2 separate regions of the Mus musculus genome follow, and region 2 is linked to region 1. Evidence: chromatin contacts called from ENCODE POLR2A ChIA-PET data. All regions are on one chromosome and are shown on one strand. The core of a region is the stretch at or near the end of the contact, and the rest is flanking DNA. Distances in the headings are between cores, read along the strand shown.

What was found. ChIA-PET counts read pairs that join two places held with the same protein, here RNA polymerase II (POLR2A).
Region 2: POLR2A ChIA-PET joins it to region 1 with 20 read pairs in embryonic stem cell. The contact joins the promoter of Elk4 here to the promoter of Slc45a3 in region 1. POLR2A ChIA-PET finds 5 or more read pairs at or near these places in 3 of 5 experiments (Patski and embryonic stem cell).

Annotation. Positions count from the first base shown.
Region 1 is chr1:131,960,372-131,966,792 of GRCm38, forward strand. Slc45a3 (solute carrier family 45, member 3) reads left to right here and starts at 2,544. Exons shown (of 5, transcript NM_001177628.2): 1 at 2,544-2,681.
Region 2 is chr1:132,004,111-132,010,556 of GRCm38, forward strand. Elk4 (ELK4, member of ETS oncogene family) reads left to right here and starts at 3,510. Exons shown (of 5, transcript NM_007923.3): 1 at 3,510-3,830.

The DNA.
Region 1 (6,421 bases), core at 1,294-3,793:
AAGGATAATGGGGAGAAGATGGGGAGGGGGTGGGGCAGAAGCTGCTAATGCATTTTGCCAGCATCTTTGGTTTCTCCAATATCCAGCCAGACTATTAGCAGTTCCCCAAGGATGGCCTTCCTCCTCACATCATCCCCCATTTCCTATAAATGGGAAGTGGCTAGGGAGTAGGGTTTTAGTATGTGTGTGCACATGTGAGCAATGGGGGAGGGAGAAGACAGGAAGGAAAGGGGTCATGATGGTTTTCCTATAGCTGACTTAGTGGAGAATTGAGAAGTTATTCACACAGGCCCGCCCCAGCGTGGTGGGGAGGAACACAGGTGTGATGAATTCCTCTGAGCTCTGAAGTTACAATCACAGCTAGATGACAGACTCCTCGTTTCTGCAGGAGACTGTGACTGGGGACTTGGGAGAAAGGAATTAAACTGAGAAATTACCTTGGTTTCTGTAAGGTCCGGATTGTCCTAAGCATTTAGAAACAGTTCCTGGCATACTGGTTAACTAGTATCTGCAGAAGGGGAAGGGATTTTAGAACAGGCCCCAGCAGTAAATGCTTGGGAAGAAAGTACCTTTTGTTGTTCAGATGGCAGGTTTCTAGGGGATGGTCTTGGATCTCTGGAGTCCTTCCCCCCTCTTCACTGTGTCTTGTCACCCAGTAGAATACATACAGTCCTCTAGCAAGGAACAAGAAAAGGACAACCAAGAGGACACTCAGTCCTCTGAGGTGGGACAACACTCTTGCTCCCACTGCTCTCACAAGCCTGGAAAATACCACTGTCCACTCTCTAGGCTCTGTAATTTTCCACCTGACCTGGCATTCCCCATGACTCCTGCCCCTTTTTCCTGGGGCAAAGGGGACACTGGCTCCCTCGGAGTCACCAGAACTCCACCCTGGGCTCTCTACTGGTTACAGATAAGTATGTTAAAAATGTTGGAAAGCCAAGATCCCAGTTAGGATGAATGTTCTTGTGCTCCCAAGGAGGCTATGCCCAGAAGGTTTTCACATTTAATGTAATGACTCGGAATGCAGACTCTTAACATTTTGTTCTCTGTTTCCCCCTGTACATATGCTCTCTTCCCCACTAGCCCATTTCTTGCTTTCCCTTTGACGTCTCTCTTTTTCTTCTATCCTTATCCTCCTACCTGGGGGTGCCTTTGGGGGGACAGCTGACTAGCTGCCTCGAACAGAACCCAGAAGATGGGAAGGACTTGCCCCCACGGTGCACAAGGGTTAACACTGGGTTAACACTGCAATCCAGGCCGGGGCGTTGGTGGGACACGCCTTTAATCCCAGCACTGGGGAGGCAGAGGCAGGCGGATTTCTGAGTTCGAGGCCAGCCTGGTCTACGAGTGAGTTCCAGGACAGCCAGGGCTATACAGAGAAACCCTGTCTCGAAAAAACCAAAACAAAAAAACAAAAACAAACAAACAAAACACTGCAATCCAGCACCATAGTGGCCAGTTCCCATCTAAGGCCATCCAGGTCCTCCATGTCAAAAGCATTTCCTGGGATTCTGTAGTGCAGATGGTCCCAGGACCCTATGGATACCCGATCCACCCCAGGGTCTCAAGACAGCATGCTGTAGTATTTGTACATAAACTTGCACATATCTTCTTGTGGACTTCTTCTCACTGAGACATCACACACATTTGATACGATGTAAATGCTCATATATGTAAGCTCTGGCTATATGTATCTTGCTCAGAGAATAAGAACAAAGGGGAAAATGTCTGTTTATATTCATACCGAGATGATGAAAACAACCCTTAGCCCAATATATAATATTCATCAACAACACATTTCCCTCTGATATTTTTATGATTACTTAGTCTCGTGCACCAAAAATATCTGCAGAAATGTCTAGCCTGTGGTATTGAGGTCAACAAGTCGCCTAAGTGAATGTCTCTCCACCTTAGACAATTCCATGGATGAAAGAGACACAATAAAGTCCCCACCCCCACCCCGGGATCAGCCTACGATTGCAACGCTCCCACCTGCACCCGCTTCCTGCCAGTCCAGGCATTTTGGAAACTTTGACTGGGAACATTTTGGTGGCAATTTATCACCTCTCCTTCCTTATACGCAACCACAAGTAAAAGAAGAAAAAAGAAGTGGGAGTTTTGTCTTTGAGTTGCAGAAAGAGGCACTGAGTTAGCTTTCTGAGAGCAAGGAAAAGTAGCTCTCAGAATGTGGCCGATCCTTTGAAGGCGTGGTCCAGTGCGGGTGGGTCGCAGTTGTGCCTGGACAGCAGGATGTCCAGAATGGCACGCGCGGGCAATGGTCGAGGAGCAGAGGGGAGGTACCCCGTGGAGCTGGGTAGTTTTTACCTAAATGTTTTGGTGGCAAGCGGCAGAGGGGGCGGTGCACGGCCCTAGGTAATGACAGGGCAGTCTAGGAGCCACGCGGGGGCTGCCCGTCCGGTCGCGACCAGAAAGGAGACTGCTTTTCCACCTCCCGCTTTCTTCCCTTGGGGACCGGCCCCACCCCTCCATCCCCTCCCAGCACCCCCCCACCTCCGACCCGCCTTGCCCCGCCCCCCTCCTGGCAGCCCCAGCGCGCATGCTCTCTCCCCCCACTGAGTAACCTGGAGATTTAAAAGGCGCCCGCTGGCGCGCGTTGGTGAAGCAGGGGTCCGAGCTCGCACGCGCCAGCCCCAGGTGACAGCCGCACGCCGGGCCAGGTAGGGGAGGGGCTGGTCCCGGCGGGAAAGGTGCGCGCGGGTGGCCGTGCTCGGCGGTGGCTTTCAGCACCCCGCGGGATGGGGCCGCTCCGTGGCGTCCCGGCCCTGCGCGAGCGGAGGCTCGCGGGGAGGGCGCGGCCCCTGGTGACCGGGTGCCTAGGGCGGGCGCCCGCTCGCGTCCGCGCTGAGTGCGCTTCCTCCCGGAGCGCTGTGCTGTGGTGCCCGCTGTCCCGGGCCGCGCGCGGAGGGCGGGATCGGAGCCGCGGAGTCCCGGGCCAGGCCGACGGAAGGCCGGCCGCCCCTGCTGCAGCCTCCCGCCGCAGAGTTTTCTTTGGAAAGTTGCGTTTATTTCTTCCCTTGTCTGGGCTGCGCCCGAAAGGGGCAGATGAGTCACCGCGGCGCGCACGGTCCACACTTAGGGAAGCCCTGGGAGGTCCTTCAACCGGGAGCCTTGGTCGGAGACAGAAGGGGACCCAGCTCTCTTGACCCTAGAATTGGAGCAAGGCTTTGGTGGAGTTGAGGCTGGGATAATGAGTGTAAGTGTACGTGTGCGATCCTGCGCCTTCCTTCTCTGCCTCCGTTACCCACCTGCGGAGAGTAAAAGCAGCTCCGGCTGTGGCTGCTGTGTCCCGAGGCTCAGGTGGGGATGGGGAGTACTCTACAGAGCGAGAAAGCGCTCGGCGGGCGGCAGCACGCCCGGTGGAGAAACTCCAGGAGCTTTGCAGGCTCAGCTCTTCCTTAGTCTCCGCTTCCTGACAGGGAACCCTGTGACTGCTCTGTCCCTTGCCCTCCGACTCAGCCCCCTCCTTCATGACACACACTTGACTCGTCCAAGGCCACGGAGAACTCGGTGCTTCCTCTTTCCCTAGGAGTATGAATTGTAGGTAGGAAGAGTTTGGCCCGGTGGGTATCTGGTGAGAACTTGATGCTCAGCTGTGACAGACCCAATCCTAGCTGGCTAGGTTGAATTTTGAATAGCCCAGCTAGGGCTTTGCAGACGGGCACGGAGTAGATGCAGCTTAGAATGACTGGCTGGGCTTCTGGAAGCTTTTCTCAGGAGGGTGAAACTGTTAAGGTTTCTAGCCTCTGTTTCCTACGCGTGAAGCACAATCCCTTTCCCAGAGTGTGAAGCCTCGGTGTGGGCCCACGTGCCTAAGGCATGGGGAACAGGTTGACATATGGAGCTGGGAAGAGAAGGGCCCAGGAGCTAGATGCTGGACAGAAAGCTGAGGAACCACACAGAACACTGTGTCCCAGGGAGTAAGTGGGACAGGATCTGAACCCTCTGGCCTTTCTGTTGGACCCAGTTCATCCTCTCATTCCTCCCTTATCTCCCGCCTGCCCCAGCTCCAGGGCTGGCCTGGAAGCAAGACTGTACTAAAACCAAAAGTGCCCAGAAAAGTTTGACTCACTGGCTGAGTCTAAAGATAATAGTACAGCTGTGGACATGCAGGCCCCAGTTAGGGTCTTTGCCAAGAGAAGCTTTCCTTATGCACTTTTGGAGTGGAGAGTGAAATCCCCACCCCCACCCCCGACCCCCCAATCCCTCTAACTCACTGAGTAACCCTAAAGGAACAGGAGGAGGAACTGGGCAAGGTCCTTGGGTAGTACATTATGCCCTGCATGCTGCTGGTTTTGGAAAAGATGTGTACTGGTCCCAAGCTAGAACTGGGCCTAGGCAGAGCCCTGGAGAGAGAAAGGCAGAAAGGTAGAGAAGAACGGTCCAAGGTCAAGGAAGTAAGACTGATTTCTGGTGGTAACCTCTGGACCGAAACCTTGCAGCACTTCAGGGATGAGAATACAGGCTGCCCCAAAGCTGGCTTTTCTGCTGCCGGTTCTGCTCCGCAAGTCTCTTTAACTTTTCAACCTTGTTGCAAAGTGGGGACCAGGATGATGACAATGATCGTACCCTCGGCACAGCTTTGTGATTGAAGTTAATGATGGCAAATACAACCAGCACTAACAAACACACACACACAAGTCTAAAATTATAACTTCATTAAATAACACATGTAGAACTCAACTGTGTCTTTAGCCCAGTGTGGTGGCTTACACCTGTAATCTCAGCACACTTGGGAGGCAGAGGCAAGAGGATTAGGAGTTCAAGGCCAGAGTTTTGACTACATAATGAGTTCCAGACCAGCCTGACTTACGTGAGACTCTGTCTAAAACAAACAACACGAAACAAAACAAAATCCCCTCAAAACAAAACCTATTTTGTTTTGTGTGAAATGTAGAAAATGCTCAATGAATGTTGGTTTTAACTATTATATTTATCACCTGTCATCTGGATGGATGGTCTGCAGATGGTTCAATACTCTAGGGGCCCTACTTTCTGGTTTTCTTTCTTCTCTTCTCTTCTTTTCTTTTCTTTTTTTCTTTCTTTCTTTCTTTCTTTTTTTTTTTTTTTTTTTTTTTTTGAGACAGTGTCTATGTAGCTGTCTTGACCTCCCTAGCGCTGGGATTATAGGTGTATGCCACCATGCTCAGCTTGAGCCCTGCTCTTTTCTTTCTTTTTTAAAGAGACTGTTCTAGGCTTACTTCTTTGAAGACAAGGTCTTGTGGGCTTTGGGAAGTTTAAGTAGCTAAGAGACTTGGTTCTAGCAAGTGGCTCGAATCCCATTTCCTCCAAAGTAAGTTATCAGTCTCCTGATTCTGCTTTGTCCTCTGTAAACCAAGCATTCTAGGACCTGCCTTCCAGGATTTGGGGATTAAGGAGACCGCTACAGGTAAACCTCTGAGCAGAGCAGCTGGTTACTTCGAGCTTGATAAATGTCAGCTGCTGCTAGTTGGTGACAGGGGAGTCGATCACTGTGGATTAACTTAGAAAATAGTTTCCTAGCCAGGCAGGGAACACCACCATATATAACATATGTAAGCCACCAGTAACACATTTGCAATTGAATTCTGGATCCAGTGCGAAGAACAGACCAAGACAGGGTGGACATCTTGATCTCTTCCCCTCTCTCTACTTCCTGATGGGTTTTATGATTAGTGCAGAAACCGTTGCTTGCCTCCCTCCCAAGAGTATACTCACAGGCTGGGGGAGGGTACTGCGTGAGGCAAAGGAGGTGAATATTCGCCCTGAAAGGTTAAGAGCCTTCTATGTAGAAAGGTTACATGTTATTTTAGGAAGACTGTGTGGGGAGGGTGCCCTGCAGTGAGGACTCTGCTCTGTCTTCGCTCTCCAGCCTTGGGGGGGGGGGGGTAGGGGTGGGTGTGGGGTCTTTCATGCTACTCTTTGGTATCCACAAGGAAAACCTAGCCCAGCTTTCTAGGCATGTATTCTGTCACTGAGTTAGATTCTCAGCCTAACTTCCTTTGACAAGCCAGTGGCCCTGTTTGCTGTACAGTGTGTGTGGAGGCTGGACCAGTTGGTACCAGGCCCAGCGTCTCAAATGCTGGTGCCACTTGACTCACAGCGACAGAGCTGGAGTGCCCAGCTTTGTCTAGTGTTGAGTGTCCCTGCCTGGGGGCAGGGGCTAGGGACAGAACTCTATCAGTGGCCTGACCTGTGGCCAGAATTACCTGTTTAATCTCGTTTTCTGCTATGAGGTCTATGTTTCTCCCTCCCTCCTTGAATGGCAGGTGTGGGGAGCCTTTTTAATTCAAAGGTTGGGGATGTCCCCCTGTCTCTGCCAATGTCTATAAAGTGGAGTTTCTATTCGTGGGAATTAGATGCGACATGTGTATGTCAGCCAAACTTGCATGAACCAGATAGATATTCAAAAGATATTTGT
Region 2 (6,446 bases), core at 2,260-4,759, 45 kb after region 1:
CCTGTTGGTTCAGGCACAACAGGAACATCTGCAGGTCTCCACACTCCTTCACTGCTCCTGCTATGGTGCTTTAAATGTCTTAAATCAAGCTTCTTTATAAGTGAATGCTTCCAGTGGGTATATCCAAACTAATTCTTATTTTCCCCTTTAGCTTCTAAGAAGTTGTAGGAAAAAATATGAGACTAGAGGTAAAGATGGAGATGAATACATGGACACACACACACACACACACACACACACACACACACACACACACGAAAAGAACTCCCCGCCTTCCACATGTCAAACATGAGCTGTACCACTGAGCTACATTCCCTTTGGAGAACATTTATTTTGAGACAATGTTTCAACTACATTTCCTGCCTCGGGTTCCCAGGTAGTTGACCTTACAACTGTGTACGGCCACTCTAGACATAAACACTTATTTCTGAATGAAAATATCTTTGTCCTTTGGGAAATTTTGTTTTTTTCATTTTTAGGTTTGTTTAGACAAGTCTTGCTGTGTCACCCAGAGTGTCCTAGAACGCTCTCTGTAACTCAGGGTTACCTCAGCCTCGCAGTCCTTCTTCTGTCTGTGCCTCTGGGATTACAGGCATGCACCATCATGCCTAGCTTGCCCAAATTAGGTTTTGAGTTACTTTTGGTTGTTGTTTTGAAACAGGGACTTCCTATGTGGCCCTGGCTGTTCTGGAACTCATTAGGCAGAAGAGGCTGGCCTCCATTTGGCGGTACTCCTGCCTCTGCCTCCTGAGTGCTAGGACTACAGACATGTGCTACCATACTCAATTCCAAAGTTAGTTTTGAAAAATTGACAGCTTTTAGTCAGAGTGGTTTCACAGGCTTAGTTATCTTATGCTAAGGGGAGGGTTGGAGACACAGGAAGTAATGATTATCTTTCGGATAACAGGATTGCATTTATGCAGAGTGCTCAATTAATTTTACCAGGAGGTCAATGGAAGGGAAGAAGTGATAGGTAAAAAGAAATGACACCACTATTTACCAAGTGTCTACCTTGTACCATCCAGAAATCATGTCCTGCATTTAATCCGATGATATACATTATCATCGTTTGATAATATGTGTGAACTAAAAAGATCAGAGAAGTTAATCAGCTTATTGAAAGCAACACAACTAGCAAACATCAGGGAAAACCAGTAACTCAAACTCTGACCTGTCTGGCAACCTGTTAAAGAGAAGATGACAACTGATTTCTTCAGAGGTTTGTTCAGCAGTCACAATTTATTAATGGCCCTACACTCCTTGGGCTGCTAGTTCAATTATTTTCCCAGACCAAGTGTGACTTGTTTCCTTTAAGAATTATAGCTATGCAGTGCTGGAAAGATGGCTCAGTGGTTAAGAGTGCACATTGCTCTTCAGAGGACCTGAGCTGGGTTCTCAGCACTCACGGGGGTGGCTTACAACAGCTTCTAACTCCAGCTCCAGGGGATCTGGGATCTGATACTCTTCTCCTTCTTAGGTAGGTACTGGCCAGGACCCTTCCTTTTTGTTGATTATCTTCCATAATACTGGAAGGTGCTATGTAGGTTCCTGGGGGAAGTAACACCCAGATGTGAACTCCATGAGCCACAGTAACAACTGGCTTGGCAAGTACAATAGTGCCATGAAAATTATGGAAGCAACCAACTGTTTCCTGGTTGGGCTGAAATTCTACTCTACAGGATAACTGGCCAAGATCCAGCTGCTGGGGAGCTCATAGCTCATAAGTAATTCTACTATTATTGTGTTAAATGGACATAGCATCAGACTGCCCTGAAATAGTTATCACACCAATAGATTAGTGCAACTCTCAGTGCTCTCTAGAGAAGCTCCTTTTTGCCTTGGACGCCAGATAATACAGAGTCACATCTGGTCCAAGTGCAAAGAATCAATGTCTGTGAAGTGCTCAACCATAAGTTGAATATTTATAGCATGTCACCACCACCCAAGGTTCAGGGAACACTGAGGAGGAGGAGAAGGAGGTGGTGGAAGGATTTTTAAGAGCCAGAAGTCTGGGGTGACTGGACTCTTCTGGGCATGACCACTACACTCATGCATTTACAGAAGCCATGGTTGCCTGTTAAAGATCTGTACAAGAGCAAGCAGTTGACATTCCATTGTGAACAGAGCATAGACGCCCCGCCCCTAGCTGAAGAGCTATTGGCCTTTGATGGGTGCCAGAATGAGTCAGTTTTCTTTAGAGGTGGGTCCCTGACCACGATCTAGTGGACTAGTGGACTGTCTCACATCCAGGCATATATGGGCAATACTAACTGGACTCACTGGGTTAAGAAACAATGAAAAAGAGGGCACATAGGGGGATCTGGGAGGAGTCAGAAAGGTGAGGGAGGGGGACTATGTTTAAAATATATTGTATGCATGTATGAAATTATCAAAGAAAAAATTATATATATAGATATCTGTATCTATATATCTATATAGATATCTATAGCTATATATATATGAAACTGAGCTTGGTGTTAAAAGCCTGTAAATTCATCACTTGGGAGGTGGAGGAAACAGGATCAGGAGTTCAAAGTCAACCTCAGCTCGGACTTCATGAGACCTTGCTTCCAAACACAAATCACATTTGTAAGAACCAGCTTACGCTTAACATCCTCATAATGTTGATACTGAGACAGGGTTGCTGAGAGTCCAACCCCAAATTGAGTGGCACAGTCAATCCCATGAGAGCTTTAAGTACAGAAACTGTCTCAAAAAGCCTAAGTAAACAAACAACACACTCATTCGTTTAGTGGGGCAGGGAGACAAAATGGAACGCTCAATTGCCTCAGCTGCGAACACTTGTGAACCTTGGAATTGGGTGTTGATTTCTGCATCCCTTCTTTGGATGTTGCAAGTTTTGAAAATTAGGTTTTCACAGTGACTTTACAGGCAATGAATTGGGTGTTTCGGATTCTTAAGTAAAGTCACTTAGACTGGACGTGGTGGTGCACATCTGTAAATATCTGTAATCCCACCACTTGGGGCCAGGAGTTGAAGCAGAAGGATCTCCTATGAGTTCAGAACAGCTAGAGCTACGTGTTAAAATACTGTTTCTAAACCAAAAAAAAAAAAAAAAAGAAAGAAAAAGAAAAAAGAAAAGAAAGAAAGAAAGTTAAAGCTCTGGACCAAGCTAAGTTGGTAAGGGGGAAAGCTTTTCCCATTCTAGAGAGACCATTCGTCAATGATTCTGATCAAGTGGTGGTGGTAGCTCGCAATGTAAACCAGTGGGCGTCGTCCTCACACGTCAGCTCCGCCGCCACAGCCCTGGGCCCAGATTGCTACCCCGAGAGCCCTAAGCAGGACTTTGGGCCTGCGAGGAAGTACGAATGTCCGGCAGAGCAGGAGTCCCCGGAGCGAGTGCACGGGACGGACTAACAGGGTACGTACGGGAGCCCCGGGCCAGAAACAAAACACTGGCTTTGGGGCCCGGCCCCTCCCCCGGAAGTGACGCTCGCGCTGCTTCGGCGTCGAGGAAGGGCCCCGGCAGTGCCGGGGGGGGGGGGTTTGAGAGTGGCGGAGGCCGCGGAACGACGGGAGACGGCGGCCGTAGTGAAGAACGTCGAGCGCACGCACGGCGAGTGGCAGCTTAACTATAGCCACTTCGCCGTCCCGGCCGCGTGTGCGAGGGCGGGGCTCGAGACCTGCGGCAGCGGGAGATGCGGGCGGCTGCGGGCACGCGGCTGGCTCGGCTCGGCCGCCGCTTTCTCGGGCCCCGGCGCGGGGGTCGCCACTGTTCGCCGCGCGGTCTTTGAGGTCCGAGTGTGAGGAGCGGTGGGCGACAGAGTCTCGCACCGCGTTCAAGGCCGAGGAGTCCCGTGCCCTGCCTGGTGAGCAGCACGCCCACGCCCCGTCGGGGTCTCGCACCACCGCCCCTCAGCCAGGTTTCCGCGCGGGCCGGGCGGAGGTTGCGGGCGCGGCAGGAAGTGCACCGGGCGGAGGGAGGGGCGGAGCTTGGTGGCGGGAGGGTGGGACCTGGTGGGTGGGCGGGGCCCGCTGGCGCGCTCTCCTTGGGGGAGCAGCTCGGTGGAGCTCAGGTGCTCGCCGGAGCGCCCCCTCCGCCTTGCCCGCACCTCGGTGGGTCGTGAGAAGTCCCTTGGGCGGAAGGTGGCAGCGGTTTTTTGTTGCCTGGGTGGGGCAGAGGGGAACGGTTTTAACTTGCCGGAGTGGCAGGAAGTTGGAAAGTGAAAGTGCTTTCTTGGCTCGCCCACGGGCCGGAGGTCTGCGTCTCCCCGCACTTTGATCTCGGGGCGCGCGGCCTCACGCCGCATTCTTCCCTTCCCCAAGCTCGCTGTCCATCCGGCCACAGGTTTTTCTTTCTCTACTTTTCATCAGTCCTCCTCGCTTCCTGTACAGCTGTGGCAAGCTTTTCCTCGGAAAAGCATTGGAAACATCTTTGAGGGGAGGAGTTTTAACGGGCATCGGCAAGGAAATAAGGGGGAATTTGTTGGGTGAACTCAGAAGACACGGTTGGCATTTTCTCGAGCCCTTGCAATGTGAAGGTTAGGTCATTTAAGTAAGAGTCTTTCAGTAGAATGGCTGCCGTTCTAAGGTCAGAGCTCTTCTCTCTTCCCCCCCATGCACAGAACGTGGGGCTTCTGTATTTCCGGCTAGGAGTGGTGTTTTTAAAAGAGTATGATTCAACTTTTCCTTGTAGGAACTCTTTGTTCTTTGATCTTTGGTTTTATTTTAAAATGGAAACTGCTTACGTGGAGTTTGTTACATTTTTGGGGGGGAAATATTGTCTTAACTTTTGGGACACCATTATATATTTGAGGCAGGGGATGTACTCTTCAGTCACCAGCACAAAAAGGTAAAAAAAAAGTATACATTTAATATCCTCTTGTGGCTCTCACCGTTGCTTTCAGCCTCCTCTCCTTCCTTCTTGTGCTATGTATCAAAACTGGGGTCTGCATCAGGTGTTCATCAGCTGGTCTGCACTCCAGGCGCCCCTGTTCTCTTCTTTTTCCATTGCACTTCTTCGAGAAAGCAATTTTCTCTACCTAGGTGCAGTGCTGGTCATCTAACCTGTGTTCTCAGGCATGCTAGACAAGACAAAGCACTTTGCCACCGAGCTGCTCTCCAGCTCCTAAAGCCCCGTTTCATTGTAGCTTAGAGATTAGTCTTTGAGTGTTAAACCTTTTCCAGCATTTAATCTGTCAACGATGATTTGGGTCCATTTAAGTCTGCCTCCATTATGCTTCTAAAAAACCTTTTGAAGCTGTAATTGTTAGTACTTAGACAGTGTCTCTGTTTTTGTACCTATATGGAATCTGTCTGTCTTGTTCCCTCTTTGTTGGTCAGTAGCCCGGGCTTCATACCCACAGCCCTCCCTGCTTCATCTCAGGAGAGCCTGGGTTATAGGACAGTTTCACTTCTACTTGGTTCCTGTACTTGGGGCTGGGGTAGGGTCTCTAGTATTTCATGTAGCCCTAGCTGGCCTGGAACTTACTATATGGATTGGGCTGGCCAAGAACTCAGATCGAACTTCCTTTGCCTCAGTCCTGGGATAAAAGTGTGTGCCACCATGTTCTCTGTCGAAGTTGAGGAACTCATTGAGGTTCACTTGTAGGAGCTAAAATGAAGAGTTTCAACGGTGTATGTAGGAGTTCTTTGAAAGAATAACACAGAAATTGAATCATGGGTTGATCCTTAGCACAACTAATTTTTTGTGGTGTGTTTTTTTTTTTTTTTGGTGGTGGTGGGGGGAGATAGTCTCATAGAGGTTGGAATGGCCTTGATCTCTTGATTACCTGCTTCCTAAGGGCTGAGATACAGGTTTATTGTAACAGACGGATGCCCTGGAGCATGCTGGCTTGAACTCACAGAGATCTACCTGTCTCTGCCTCTTGCAGTAAAGGCAGGCTCTCCCTGCTAAGGCTCTCCCAGACATTCCTGATGTGAAGGTGATGTCTGAAGTGTGTTCTTCCCTTAGGCTCCTATTTACTGGAGTAGTTTTAACAGGCTGCACTAGGATGTAATTGCCAAGGTTGGAAAACTACTAATAAAAAAGTAACTCTCCATAAGGATAGACATCATCAGGGAAAAAAAAATCTGTTTGGTAAACAGAACAATGACAGGGACTGCCCCTCCCCCGACACACTGGAGCCGATAAACATTATTTTAGCTCTGCTTAAGGGAAGCTGTGGGGAAGATGTCTAGTGAGCTGGTTACCCAGGACAAGAGGAGCTCTTTTTTTTTTTTTTTTTTTTAGATTTATTTATTTATTATATGTAAGTACACTGTAGCTGTCTTCAGACACTCCAGAAGAGGGAGTCAGATCTTGTTACGGATGGTTGTGAGCCACCATGTGGTTGCTGGGATTTGAACTCCGGACCTTCGGAAGAGCAGTCGGGTGCTCTTACCCACTGAGCCATCTCACCAGCCCAAGAGGAGCTCTTTGTGGACTGCTGTCACTCAGTCTCTGGTGTTTAATGATGGCAGCA